3 separate regions of the Homo sapiens genome follow, and regions 1 and 3 are each linked to region 2. The links are chromatin contacts, found by Hi-C or POLR2A ChIA-PET in ENCODE. All regions are on one chromosome and are shown on one strand. Each heading gives the region's core, a stretch centred on a gene start or an enhancer-like site at or near the end of the contact. The rest is flanking DNA. Distances are from core to core; before and after follow the strand shown.

The links. A loop is a pair of places that touch in the nucleus more often than their neighbours do. ChIA-PET counts read pairs that join two places held with the same protein, here RNA polymerase II (POLR2A). Pooled maps may share reads with other maps.
Region 1: a map of cardiac septum shows a loop between it and region 2 (6-fold over the local background). The contact joins two enhancer-like sites. A Hi-C loop is called at or near these places in 6 of 168 maps with a recorded cell type or tissue (GM20431, cardiac septum, gastrocnemius medialis and 3 more) and 4 of 50 pooled maps. POLR2A ChIA-PET finds 5 or more read pairs at or near these places in 2 of 52 experiments (BJ and activated T-cell).
Region 3: a pooled map shows a loop between it and region 2 (2.0-fold over the local background). The contact joins two enhancer-like sites. A Hi-C loop is called at or near these places in 1 of 168 maps with a recorded cell type or tissue (posterior vena cava) and 2 of 50 pooled maps. POLR2A ChIA-PET finds 5 or more read pairs at or near these places in 5 of 52 experiments (A673, AG04450, H1 and 2 more).

The regions. Positions count from the first base shown.
Region 1 is chr7:70,665,363-70,670,324 of GRCh38, forward strand. The region is part of intron 5 of AUTS2 (activator of transcription and developmental regulator AUTS2); the gene reads left to right. Among named protein-coding and RNA genes, the nearest start is that of GALNT17, 460 kb to the right of the region's middle. Within about 2 kb of position 3,394, at least 6 of the 41 ENCODE cell types and tissues checked have a DNase peak (open chromatin) inside an H3K27ac peak, as active enhancers do; they include gastrocnemius medialis, where a contact is called at or near this core.
Region 2 is chr7:70,612,056-70,616,403 of GRCh38, forward strand. All of the region lies in intron 5 of AUTS2 (activator of transcription and developmental regulator AUTS2), which reads left to right. Among named protein-coding and RNA genes, the nearest start is that of GALNT17, 520 kb to the right of the region's middle. RefSeq lists an enhancer at 2,263-2,795. Within about 2 kb of position 2,601, at least 11 of the 41 ENCODE cell types and tissues checked have a DNase peak (open chromatin) inside an H3K27ac peak, as active enhancers do; they include gastrocnemius medialis, where a contact is called at or near this core.
Region 3 is chr7:70,565,715-70,570,647 of GRCh38, forward strand. All of the region lies in intron 5 of AUTS2 (activator of transcription and developmental regulator AUTS2), which reads left to right. LOC124901669 (a long non-coding RNA gene) reads left to right here. Exons shown (of 2, transcript XR_007060376.1): 1 at 1-4,933. Among named protein-coding and RNA genes, the nearest start is that of GALNT17, 560 kb to the right of the region's middle. Within about 2 kb of position 3,482, at least 6 of the 41 ENCODE cell types and tissues checked have a DNase peak (open chromatin) inside an H3K27ac peak, as active enhancers do.

The DNA.
Region 1 (4,962 bases), core at 2,144-4,643, 54 kb after region 2:
AAGTGATCCTCCCGCCTCAGTCTCCTGAGTAGCCGAGACTACAGGCACACATCACCATGACCAGCTGTTTATTTATTTATCTATTTATCTATTTATTTATTTATTTATTTATTTATTTTTGTAGAGGTAGAATCTCACTGTGTTGATCAGCCTTGTCTGAAGTCCTGGGCTCAAGTGATCTTCCCGCCTCGGCCTCCCAAAGTATTGGGATTACAGGCATGAGCCACCACACCCAGGCAGAAACACAAATCTTTAGTGAGGTAGCATTCCATTTAGCTACAGAAGCACTCAGCATGCAGTTGACCTTTAAACAACTCGGGTTTGAAATGCATGGATTTTAGATGTGGGGCTTTTTAAACCAAACTTGGATCAAAAATATGGTATTCACAGGATACAAAAACCACATATACAGAGGGCTGAATTTTTGTATGCATGTATTCTGCCGGGCCAACTGTGGGACTTGAGTATGCACAGATTTTACTATACTCAAGTGTCCTGGAACCAATTCTTCACATATACCAAGGGACAACTGTAATGTGAACACAAACCCATAAACAGTGCAACATTACCAGCTTTCCCAGGATGCATGTGGCTGACAGAGGAGTCAGCATCAAGAAGGGCTCCACTGGCGGCTGGGGGCCTCTGAGCTGGAGCTTACTGACAAGTGGAAGATGCCCAGATGATAAGGTGCCGTGACAGATTGTGGTGGTAGCATTGTGAGCTGGTTGACAACACAGAACTCTGGAATCAGATGGCCTGGATTCAAATCCTGGACTCACCCCTTATTGGCTGTGTGAGCTAAGGCAAGTTACTTGCCCTCTCTGTGCCCCAATTTCTTCATCTGCAAAATGGGAATAATGATAATGGCATTATGGTTTACTGAAAGGATTAAAAGAGTTAATATGTTTAAGTACTTGGAACAGCATCCAGCACGACACTAAGTGATATGGAGGTATTTGCTATTTTTATACAGAGCTTAGTGGCATGAAGAAGTTAGACAAGCAATGAGGAATTCAAGGTGGTGTCCTGGAGTAGAAGAGAAATCGGTTCTGGAAGGGAGACTTAGATTACAGGACAGACAGAGATTTGGGTGTTGTTTCCACGACTGGAAGAAGGCGACAGTTGGCAAATACCCACCTATGTAGTGATGTCCAGCAGAAACTGTCCTGAGACCCATCTAACTTTGTCATTCCACTATCTCTCTGTCTCTGTGCTTTCTCCTGCCCTTCTTCCTGTCTCAAAACCTCTAGTCCTTTTAATTATAGGAAATGTTCACGTTTTCCCACCACATTTTTTTTTATATATGTCTGGGTGTAGGAAATTTCTGTGCACCCCCAAGGACACCTGCAGCTCCTCTCTCTTTGAGTTTGGTGTATGCCGGGAGGGTAGTCAGAAAACAGCCATAGCCCCCTCCTTTGCAACTGTTTCTGCTATAGTCTTTTTGATGGTGCAAGGTGTACCCTAGGGCTGATTGTGTTCCTGGGAGCTGGAAGCTGTTACTGCAGGGTTAAATCAGCAACAGGAGAGCATCACTCCCAGCAACCTCAGAAAGAATAGAGAATGATGTTGTTGAAGGGAGCAGGGAGCTGTGTTCCTAGTGCCGTCTTCTTAAAAAAAAAAAAAAAAAAAGTTTCCTTCCCCCCTCTTCTCTCTGCCTTTCCACAACACACCTTGTACTAAATACATTTTTCAGACCTGACTTTGTGCAAACACAGTGTTGTTCGGCAAGCATTAAAAGGCAATTTAGTACTCAAAGGATTAAAAGCTCATGTTAAATTGAAGACTACACTTGGCATAAACATTAAAAATTGACAGAACACCCCGCACATTAACTGCACCAGGGCTTCGTAATTAGCATTTAAAAGTAAAACATCATTTCCTTACTGTTTCCTACTTACTCATTTATAATGCATTTATTATAATACAGATGTGAGCAAGAGGCTTTCTCCCATCATCAGCAGATGAAAAATATACCTGTGCTGAGAAAGAAACTGGGATTTATTAATCCAGCCCAAAAAGCAAAACCAATAAAGAAATCTCTCACTGGGCTGATTTGAGAGATTCAAACTACCCCTTGGAAGATTGACACAAGGCCCCCAAAGAAATCGCCTTCACACTTCTTTTCCTTTTCTTAGCCTTTCACTAACAAATACTGGGAAGAAAATCCAAGTAAGCTTCAGCCAGGCACACACTTGCGTTTAAAACTGATCAACTGGCAGGTTACCAAAGGAATGTGGAAAAGAGCTTGTTGGCCCATTGCTGATGCTTCTTCAAAACTTTGGTAAGACTGGGATCCAATTTTCTAACTCAGGGAAATTCTGCTGACTTAACACAGATGGCTGAATTTGTAAATGAGGACACCTGTTCATGACACCTTTGGGCTCCTGCTTAAAATCAGGGTTTAGTTTTTAGCATTACCAAATTTGTAAAATCTGAATGCAGTCCAAATCTGATTTTATGTTCTTCCTCCAGAGTTAATCCTAAATGTGCCACCATTGCGGTCTTTGGACCTAATTCTCGGCCCCTTCTTAGTATGGTAGGTAGTAATTCCCAAACTCTAGCATGCATCACGATCACTGGGGGTCTCCCTAAAATGCACATTCTGCCTGAGCAGGTCCAGGGTGGAGCATGAGATTCTGCATTTCTTTTTTCACCTAGGCTGGATGGAGTGCAGTGGCACAATCTCAGCTCACTGCAGCCTCCACCTCCTGCGTCCAAGTGGTTGTCCTGCCTCAGCCTCCCACGTAGGTGGGACTTTAGGTGTGTGCCACCACGCCCAACTAATTTTTGTACTTTTAGTAGAGATGGGTTTCACCATGTTGGCTAGGCTGGTCTTGAACTCCGGACCTCAGATGATCTGCCTGCGTCAGCCTCCCAAAGTGCTGGGATTACAGGCATGAGCCACCGCGCCCAGCCAGATTCTGCATTTCTAAAAAGCTCCCAGGCAGTGCCAGTGCTGCTGGCCCCAGGACCACATCTTTGAGTGGCAACGTTGCACAGAAGACTCTCATCAGTTATCAGTCAGTGGATTCAGCTCATCAAATGTGAAAGACCCCCAAATTGCCAGCTCCCTGTGGTAAACCCATGGCAATGACTAAGACAACCAAACACAGTGCTTGCCCTGAATGAACTTATTCTAGAAATATCTGAGACCTTGTTATCTTTCTCAGGCCTCTCCTACTGGACCTCGTTTGTCATGTGTGATTGCGAACACCTTTCCCTGATGTTATCTAGAGATCCTGACAGGCATGTTCTGCTAAAACAGACCTCCCAGGCTGTCCCCAAGTGGCCTCAAATTCCCCAGCTGGGGCACCTTAAGTTTATCACGTTAGGCAGTTAACAGGACAAATATAATTTCTGGGCCACAAGGCCAGTCTGGGTGAACGCATGACATAAGGGTGTTAAAAGTGGAGGGGAATTCCGAAAATAGACTTTACTCTTGTCAGAATGGTGCCAGGGGCTGGCCCAGCCTGTGGAATGCCTCAGCGCTAGAGGGCTTGGGCAGTAAGGCACGCTTCCCTGGGGAGGGTGGTGGTGGCTGGGGAGAGGAGAGCCAGGTTCCCAAGAAAGTAATTTGGCACCTGCTCTATGGCAATCCCTTACAGGCGAAGAGAGAAAAAGGAGGCTTTGGGACAGATAGGGGAATTTTCTGATACAAGCAGTCCCCTTGTATTTTCTTTTCATTGTCGTAATGATTTGTAAAATTCCAGAAATGTATTCGTGCCCCTACATGACTTGAAAATGCCGCTGTCTCACTAAGAGCCATGGGCTAAAACACACCCGAACAGCGGTCAGAAGTGAGGCTCGCTGTCTCTGAGGTGAGGACAACAGCCTGGATTCCCGAGTCAGGCTCACATCTAAGCCTGGCAGGGCCTGGAGGGCGGCAACGTGTGGTTTGCAGGTTCGTTCATTACCCCAGTGTTTTTTATGGGAAGATGCTTGGGTGTGTTTGTGGGAACAGAACCCTGATTTTAATTACATCCCTTCTGGTTATTCAGATTATAGACTTCTAAGGATCTTGTTTCTCTGGCTTTCTTCTGCCCTACAGAGGGACACAAGGGTTCAGCAGAGAAAGTGCCTGTGCTCTGTGTTGACACATAGAAGCAGAGAATTTTAGAGCAGAAAGGGACTTCAGTGCATTTAGTCCAGCACCCTCGAATTATAGGTGAGGGAACTGAGGCTCAGAGAGATTGAAATGACCTGCCTAAGGTCACACAAGTAGGATTAAAACCCAGGTCTCGTAAACCTCTCTATTTTGTACATCATGCTGTCTGCACATAATTATTTCTTTTCAGATATTTAATAAAAGTCACAATCAGAGTTAGTCCATTTCTTGTCTCTCCTTTGAGAGTTGAAGTCATCGTGTGAATAGCCATAATTACTGCATTTTCTGTGCGTTTCTTATTTGATTCTTCTTTGGCACAAGGGCTCTGAGGATGCTTCAGCATTGTACCAGGCAGAAAAACGAACACAATTAGCAGATTCAAACAGATGCACATCGCATCTCACACAGGTTAATAGGGAATGTGCCTTTCTAAAGCGAAGGAGCCAGGGTTAAACAGGGCATGGAAGAATTCAAAGGGTAAAATGAATATGATTCACATACTTGTAGAGTGGCCAAGGAGGGCCTTATTTTTTACTCTTCAACAAAACAGAGGTTTGGCGCTAAAACCACAAAGTAACGTTCACTGTAGGCGCACCTCAGGCACACCCCGTCCCTGCTACGCTACACGCTGCCTGGTCTCTGTAGACTGTTACTGTCTGAGGACCTCCTCTCACAAACACTTATTTAACAATGGCACTTTGGCTTTTTAATATTTTATTTGATTTCTGTTTTATGGTATTTTTAATTGAACCCTGTTTTAATTGCCTTTTCTGCACACCAAGAGCCTAGGTGGGGAAGGAAGGCTTACAAATGAAATGATTATTGTTATTACTTCCTTTCTTTCTGCAGCGTCTTAG
Region 2 (4,348 bases), core at 1,351-3,850:
ATACTCGAAGTAGCAGAAAACATCTGCTCCTGACTTTAACACGGGAACAAATGACCCCAGATTATTAGCTGCTAATAGATTTTTGTAGTTTTAGGGAAAGGAGAAAAGTACCATAGCCTTCTTTGTTCTATAAAGAATACGTATTTTATGTATTCTGTGTTTGAACCATCTCAGCATCAGAATTGACTGTTTAATAGTTGCAGTTGTTTAATAATTTTTTTTTAGTTAATGCAAAATATTGGAAGTCATCTCCAGGCTTCTGGCTTACAGAGAGTCCCTGTAGAGATAGCAGATCACTGCATCTGACATCGTCAGCTGTGGTTGCTCAAACCTCTGGTCCAGGAAGAGGCAGAGTCAACCTTTTTTCCCAGCAGAATGGGATTCTAGACATGCAGATCAGCTCTCCTAAATAGTCTTAGAGTCAGAGTATTTTACCACCGGATGTGAACCCTGGAGATGATCTAGTATTGTCCTTCAAGTTGAGGAAACTGAGGTCCAGTAAGTCCAACAAGACCTACCCAAGGTCACAGTGGCCTGGGTGGCACAGGGCTGGAACCCAGACCTCATTGTTCTTGTCATACAGCATGACCTTCCATTTCAAGGAGACTAACAAATACCAAGTTTGGCAATGTATCCACCCTCACTTTTATTTGAGAGGTTACAAAGCAAACAAAATGAGATCATGTCATAAGCAGTTCTGTCCTAAGTGGGTTAGGATTTATTTCTTCTTTTCTACATTTTTTTTTTAAATCAGAAGGTATATCCCCAAGAACAGGAACTAAAGGAACAGATTGCTTAGACCCTTGTGACTCTGCCCTGGTGGTGGATCATTAATGGTGTAGAAAATGAGGGCAGTGCTGGGCAGGCAGTCCAGGGTGGGGTGCATGCCTCTTTAAGAGATTTATGTGGAGGTCTGAGCTAGGGAGACAGCGCGGTGGTACATCATCATGCAGGCGACATCAGAGACTTTCTTCTTCGCTTGGGTGCATTATCATAAAAAGTGATTTAGACTGGAGCTGATTGATGCAAATGGCCCTATGTTCTTTCCTATCATTAGCGGCCTCTTTCAGTGGCCAGAGGCAGTGATTAAAGCTGTCATTTGGAGCTGCTCATTAAAGACAAGCCCCAGAATAGCAAGAGGAAAAAAGGTTGGAGAGGCATATATATACATATATGTGTGTGTGTCTGTGTGTGTGTGTGTGTGTGTGTGTGTATTTTTTGCCTTAAAAGTGCATCATTCTTTTCTAGATTGAGCCACTGAAATCAAGGCTGTAGAGACATTTCCACTGAGAATATAGAATGCTGTTTTGCAAGTAATATTAGATTTTCGGAGTGTCATAGTAGATTCTGATGACAGCTTGCCTACATATTATGAAAGGAGATGAGGAGGGTATTGTGTTAGGTGTGTTTTGTTAGGGATTGACCCTGGTGAGAACTCATTAAGTCTCCCTCCTCCCAGGCTGGGGACTTCAGAGGCAGGCCACAGGAGAGCAGAGGGGAGGGTTGCCGAGAGTGGATGGCCTCAGTAAGTCCCACTGTGACAGTGTTGACCCCAGGGATGGACAGAAGAAGGAGAGCAGGGAGGAGGCTTTTTGCTGAGCCCAGATGATATAGATGCCTGGATGTCACTCAGAGAGAGGGGTTGGTGAGAGGAGGCCCCTAAATAGGAGGGGAATGGAACAAAGCAAGATCCATAGATGCGAGAAGAGAAATTAATCAGAACATGATCCCTGGCTCCTTGGAGTCTTCCAGACAGGGCGACATGACTAGTTAATCACTCTTGTGGTCAAATTGGGCTTCAGTGTGCACCTGCCTACCTTTTCATCAACATGCATTCACATCCACTTACGCACTGATTTTTAGTTTAGTGTCCCAGTAGTACCTAAAAGTGACAAAAATCCCAAGCTCCAAATGAATTACAGCATGCCCCAAATGAAGGCTAGGGTAGTTAGTGGGTGGCGGCTAAACAGGGAGCCAGGGCTGTGAAGCCAGGGAGGGAGCCATCTTTGTTTCTTGGAAGAAACCAGTTTGAAGTCAGAGATGAGACTGGCTGGCTAATCCTGCACATCCTCACTGGCCAGTTGATGTCTTACTGCCCAAATCCCACCAAACTTTCATACAAGCTAGTCTACAGCTCTCCTCAGAAATTCCTCTGGGAAAGGAAAAAAATAAGAAATTATCAATTTAATTTCTCAGTCTAATGAACTGGTCTTATACATAAAAATTTAAATTACTTTTTTTTTTATGAAAGTGGGGACCAACATCATTTATGCAACCACCACTGTCTCCATGACAACGCCTTGGATGTGGCAGCTCATGTGACTTCACAGTCACAGGCCCTTGAAATGAAGCAAAGGAAAGTTTTAGTTTCTCTTCTGTAATTTATTGGACTCTAGGGATGCTCACGATGGTGCTAAGTGGAGGTGTGGGGGTTTCTTTTTGCTGTGGACAGTAAATAGTGAGAAAGTGGTGAAATTATTCCTTCCTGCGGCAGGGATTGGAACTTGCTGCAGAGAGTGCTTCCTTGTCAGCCTCAGAGCCAGTTGACAGCTTCAGAGGCGTGGCTTTTGTCCTCCTCTCTGCTGCACCCCCACCCCCACGCTGGCCTTCTTAGCCTGGGTCTGGCGCATCAGGGCCTATTAGTACTGATGCTGGGCTGTGATGTTCCTCTCCTCGGGGAGCACGGCAGCAGAACTGAACAAAGTCACTGGTAATCTGTGCTTACAGCCTCCCCCCTGGGGAGAAAGCCTAGCCAGCTGGCACTCTCACGCTGAGCACATTCACTTCCCCTGGCTGGTCGGCAGCCTGGCAGGGGCCCAGAGGCTGGCCGGCTGCAGGGCTAACCTGCACCAGCACCCCAGGCAGCCCAGCTCAGGATCACACACGCATTGTTCTCTGCCTTCCAGACTGGACACTGGCTGAACTCACAGCTTGGACGGTGTGGCTCATCTGCTTAGGCCTTCCCAGGGTAGCTCTCTAGAAATAAAAATTACGAACGCTGGATGAAGAACAATTGGCTGGCTACATTGAGGTTAATACAGGACCATTTCCCCTGTCGTCTTTTTCCTTTCCCAGGCTCTAGGTCGGTGACATCAGGAAGATTTATCATGAGTTCCGTCTTCTGTAGTTGGAAAGGAGATGGCACATCTGCCTTGGGTGATGGGGTGGAAGAGTGGGTGGCAGGGATGAGGGTGGAGCAGGAAACACCAGTAGTCCTGGATGTGTGTGTACTTGTTAGAAATACCTGCAGGGAAAAAAGAAGCGGCTGGTCTTTGGATCCTTGCTCAGGTGGACCTTCCAGCACACCCATTGCCAGATACAACTTCTGTCGAACTAAGACTTCCCTCCCATGTACCAGAATCTTGCATAAAGGGAGCAGAGGCTTGAGAGGCCCCTCTGGGGAAGCAATGTCTTTAGTCACTGCTCTGCTCACAAGGTGCAGGAAAAGTCTAGATTTTTCTCAGTTGACTTTCAGGCTTAGAAAAAAAAAACCTCTAGAAGATTTATGGCTTGTTGTTGTTGTTGTTGTTGTTGTTGTTGTTGTTGTTGGAAAAGCATTTATTCTCTTTAGGAGCCATCACACACCAACATGTATGTGGCCCTTAGTTGGCGTAGGTAGAGGTCAACTGTGCTGCTTTCACCAGGTATACAGGTGTCCTAATAAGAGTTTGGGGACAGTGCAAAACGGCAGTGTGTTCTGTTCAAATTTTTTTTTTGTCTTGCTCTGTTGCCCAGGATAGAGTGCTATGGTGCGATCTTGGCTCACTGCAACCTTCACCTCCCAGAATCAAGCGATTCTCCACCTCAGCCTCCCGAGTAGCTGAGATTACAGGTGCTGGCCACCTTGCCGAGCTCATTTTTATATTTTTCAGAGAGGTAGGGTTTTGCCATGTTGCCCAGGCTGGTCTCGAACTCCAGACCTCAAGTGATCTGCCCACCCTGGCCTCCCAAATTGCTGGGATTACAGGCGTGAGCCACCACATGCAGCCCAGAAACTTTTCTTTTAGCAGAGATAAAGGAGGGATTTCTCCAAAAAGACAACAAAAAAGGTGCAAATGAATTAGCTTCTGTACATCTTCTTCAGATTTTCCCTATTCTGTTAGTGAGTTCACTGAGAAGTGGAGGGAACAAGAGGAAGAATCATTGCTAACATGAAGCCAGTGCTAGGCCTTATGCTAAAACTCTTACACAGGGGTCTTATCTCCTTCTGACAGTGCAGTTGGGAAGCATGCTCACCAGCCCCATGTGGCAGGTGAAGCCCCTGGCTCAGAGCCTCTCAGCAGCTAATAGCTACCACGTGGAGGCTCCAGGATCTAAGCCCAAGTGCCAGCCTAAAGACCCCACGCTC
Region 3 (4,933 bases), core at 2,232-4,731, 45 kb before region 2:
GCTTTTAAAAAGAAAATATATTTTAATGATCATTGAAGCATTTCCATATACTTGAAAAATATTAATAATTGTATGAGAATAGCATATAATTTCCTGAGACTATAGACAGAGCTTTGTGCTCATGGACTCTGAACCCTTTGTTGTAACTATTAGAATACAATAGACAAGCAAGTTCAAGGTAGCTTGATACATACTGTACACAAACACTGAGCACATTCCAAGGGATGTGAACCTTAACTACAGAAGCGTGTATGGAGCTGCTTTAATTTACTGTGACTGTGTTGCATAGAAAAGGAAGACGACCGTGCTGCCACTTAAGTACTGATAACATTTAACACTGTGTGCATAAGATTGAGGCAGCTTGGAAGGTCCAGAATATGAAGCAAAGAATCCGATCCATTCAGAAACCAAGAAACCTCCAAATAATAGCACTTTCACTCTAATTCAGCCTCTGCCAAATTTGCCTTTGGCCAATTGTCACCAGTGCCAAATTACCAACAGACTTCCTTTTCTGGTCTTAGTCATGTTGACCTCTTCCTTCTGTCTCCTAGTCAAGCAGAATTTAAAACATTTACATTGTATTTCAATTTCTATGAAGATGGGAGAGGAAAGGTGTATTTCTTGTCTTTTGTCCCTGGCCAGCTTCTACTGGGAACTTATTTCCTTGAAATTCCTGTCCTGTAAAAGCATGCAGATGAAAGTATCTTTAATGTATAATTACATTTTTATATGTGTATAATCTTAGATTACATGGGAATTGAGTATCTGGAATGGATCGGCCTTAGGAAAATGTTTCTTTTTAAAAACTATTAAATATTGGAACATTATACAAAAAAATAGCATTGAAATATTTAATCTGTGGTTCAGGTCTGTTGTTCATTTAAAGGTTTAACTGTTTCCCACTGTTTAAATATCTCTATCTGATCTTTCATGCTAAGTTAGCATGTCCAAAATATTGAAAAACAGATGAATGATCAAGGAACTTAAGGAATACTCCTCCAGTGAAGCCAGAAGGATATTCTTGAGGAGAAAAAAAGAATGCATGAAACTTATTTAACAAGAAAGATTTGAGTCAGGTAATCTACATAATATATCCACTGGCATTAAGGCTGTCATCTTGGTATTGCATTTCTGGTACGAATTTCGCAATAGCTGTCTTTCACTGTCGGTTCTAATAAAGAGTGTTGGTCAGCTTAAATTCCCTGGGAGCTCAGAGTTATGTTTTGTGAACTGCATGTGCCTGAGGCCTCTCATGCATGATTTAAACTGCTTTGTAAATGTCAATAGGTGGAAAAGCATTGGATCCCTTGTAGATTTCTCCAAATCCTCAAAGATGTGTATGCCATGTATAAACCATGCTGCACTCTCAAGGCCATTGCCGTTTTTTATACTTGCCTAACTGGGGGTTTAAGGTATTGCTAGAAGCAAAATATCAGTGTGTTCATGTCTCGATCCAACTGGCCAATGAAACCCTTTATTAGGAAAACCTTTGCACCAGAGAAATGTCTCCAGTGACCTGAAATGGGCACACCTCATGAATGTTGAATGTTCTTCAAACTCTATTTCTTCATTCTTGACTTTTTTCAAAACATACATTTGACTTGATTGAATTTACTGATTTCAGAGTACTGCATCCATTCCATGGACAGCAGTATGGGGTCATCAAAAAAAATTTCCATTGAGAGTGCCCAGACCTGGGTCCTATCCTGGTTCTGCCACTCTCTGGCTCTTTGTCCTTGGGCAAGCCACTTAACCTTTTGGGGGCCCTGCTTTTCTGATCCATTAAATAAAGGAGGTTGAATTAAATGATCTCTAGTTATCCCTCACAGCTCCAGCATCAGTGATTCCAAGAGATAGTGACAGAAAACCAGTGTGTCACTTTTAAAGCCAGGGAACACATGTGACTTTTTAATTGGGCTCATTCCACTCTCTGGGCAGTACACAGTGCCGGCAGAAGCCCCAAAATGGCCAGCAGCAATGGCGTAGGGAGGCCTGAGTGTTAGCTTGAGGGTTCATCAACTCATTTTCGTTCAAAGCACTTCCTGGTGATTGTTTTCCATGGACCTGGGAACTGCACTAAGGGCGCTCCTCCCACAGTGTGCCCTGACCCCCCAGGTGTGTTCTTTAGGTAAAGCTGTTTTTTAATGTCTGAAGAGGCCAAAGCAAATGCCAGTGAGGGTATAGCTCTCTAGGATCTCCAGAATAGAGGCACCATATGAGCAACAACACTAGACTGGGTTTCTCAGAGTCTGTTTCTCACACACTTTAGTACCTCTCAGCTTAACATGGTACCTGGAGATAGAGGTGCTTAGGAAATGTATGCTTAGCAAATGTTGCAGAAAGAGTTTATTCGGAGTCATAGAGCCATCGGAGCAGATGGTCTTTTTTGTTTTCTTCTTCATGTTTTGACTCCTACATAGTTCAGAATAAGTCACTTTGGTCTTTTCTTTGCACATGTTCACTTTCTAATATAGTGTCTTCTTGGGGAGACTGTTTTATGGGGAATATGTGAGTTCATGTGTTAGCTGTGGAGCCAGCCTGCCTGAATTTGAATCCTGACTTTTCCTCTAACTGTGTGACCTTGAGCAGTTTCCTTAACCATTCTGTATCTCAGGTTTTAATCTGTAAAATAAGGATAACGGGAGTACCTAGCTCTTCAGATTGTGAGGATTGAATGGGATATACACATAAAGCTCTCAATGCCTGGTGTGTTAAAGTGTTCGCAGTTGTTACTTTTTTAAATGTTTTTACTACTTTTGAAATTTAGTGTTCAAGGTGAACTTTTTACAGAAGAGCCAGGGCAATTGGATGCACTTTGGGGGAAAAAAAAATCACTTGCCTCATCCCCATCTTCTCCATCGCAGTGAGGACTGTTCTCAAGTGGGCACACAGGACACCTGTCTCCTTCATCTGCAAGGCCCCAGTGGCTGTGCTGGGGTTTGAGGTCTCTCGTTCAGACCAGGTATGTGAGGGCTTGGTTATCATGCACTGCTCCTGAATCCACCATCTCCATGTCCACATCCTTGGCAGGGAGACCAGAGCCAACTGGGAACTCTGCCACCTGGAGAGACCTTTGAAACACTGTCGCCACCAGTGTTCCATTTGTGTGTTTGCAGAATGCCAAGTAAGCACATTCTTTTTCACCCTCTGACATGACCTCAGGGTTACTTTCTGTGGCTGTTGACAAATTTTTAGACATCCCAGTTTTATCAGCGGAAACCTTGAAGAGTGACAAATGGTTCTTGGAAGAGTTGGTACATACTATAAAAATGTCAGCTGGCTCATTTATAACCCAGTGATGTCCAGTGTCTGAGCCGTGCTATCAGCATGGTCTATAGATAACTCACCCTCACGATGCTCCGCTCTCCCCAAGTACTTTGTGCAGCTGTTCTGGTTGAAGACCCAGTTGACATCTATAATAGATATCAAATGGAGAGCCTCTTATTTTATCACTCTCTGTGTTTCAGCACTGGCGGTCCCCATGGACTGTCAGAAACAGGCAGCCAGCACGTTATGGGAAAGGTGACTTGCTGAGTCCCTGTGCCCTGAGGACATTATTAAGTGCTAGGGAACCTTGTTAGCTCATAAAGTTGGTTCAAACCAATTATTGTTCTGCGACCATTACCATTGCCAAGAATGTAACTCTTTTAAATTCTTGCCCATAAAGCCGATCTTTCCATTACATTATATCATAGAGCAAGACTTCTGATCTGGCCGCACTTGTATCCCACCGGCTGCAAAGACTAAACATTGCATTTGCTGCTCAATATTGGTTACCCTTCAGTGCTTCATGGAGGCAGCAAGACTGCTATTTATAGATTTACTTTCTGTCTCCCTAGTTCAGCACAGTCAGTTTTGACACACTGTCCCAGTAATCTGATCAGCCATGCTGCTTTTAAATGAAGGTCTAGGCCTTGGCCTCTGCAGAGAGGGTGACAGCTGTCAGATACAGATAGTAGGCTACAGATCCTGGCTGCTAAAACCCTCTCATTCATTCCTGTTACAGATCATTGACCACAGCTTGAAGCCATGCTTTACAGTTGGCCGATTAGTTGGCAAGAGATCTACATACTGTATTAGCAAGGTCAACCACTGAGATAAAGGCAAAAACGTAAACCCCTGCACTATTTTTAAACCAGTAGCCATTTGTTAAAGCTGGTTATTTTGGTACTTGTCTCCGTTCCCCTCTTTTTTTTTTCTCCCAAAACAAAACTCAAGAAACTTGTTAAAACTCTTCGGCAGCTAACGAAGATGCCTCAGATAATGAGATGGTTCAAACCTGAGAAGGAAAGATGAGGTCTTTCTCAGAAACTCATTTAGGAACCTCGGATAGGAAGCCGTGTTAGCTGTGCTTATACCTTGTTTTAATCAGAACGTGTCTGGAAATCTTAGTCCAGGGAGACCTGGATGAAAGTGCAGCCAGTTTGAGTGCTCTGGCCATGACAGTAGGTTAGGCAGGTCTGGCCTAGAAAGAGGTAAGTTATGATTCATACAAGTTTAAATCCTCGCTCACTCCTGAATGAGGTGGTTGGGCTTGGTTGTCAGCTCAGATGATTGGACCCATTTTGTAGGTGTTTCCTTCTCCAGAGTCCTTCCTTCCCCCAGCATCTTGTCTGTAGGTATTCTAAAGCCAGGCATTATTCAACACACTATATTGGACTTGTGTAAAGAGAACTTGCACCCTGGGAAACCTTGTGTTAAAGTGATTAATTGACTTCTTCATATTCAGTGAAGATCCTTGCTGTTTCAGAATCGACACAAACGACCAAACCTTCAATCTCATCTTTACTCAGAAAGGGGTCCACCTATAAGATTTTGAACTCTCCTTCACCATCTGACCAGCCTCCTCTCTGCTTTCACCTCTCCTATGCCTTCACTCCCACTGAACGTTCCTTTAACTTCATGACAGCCACCTTCCCCTTTACCCTTCTCT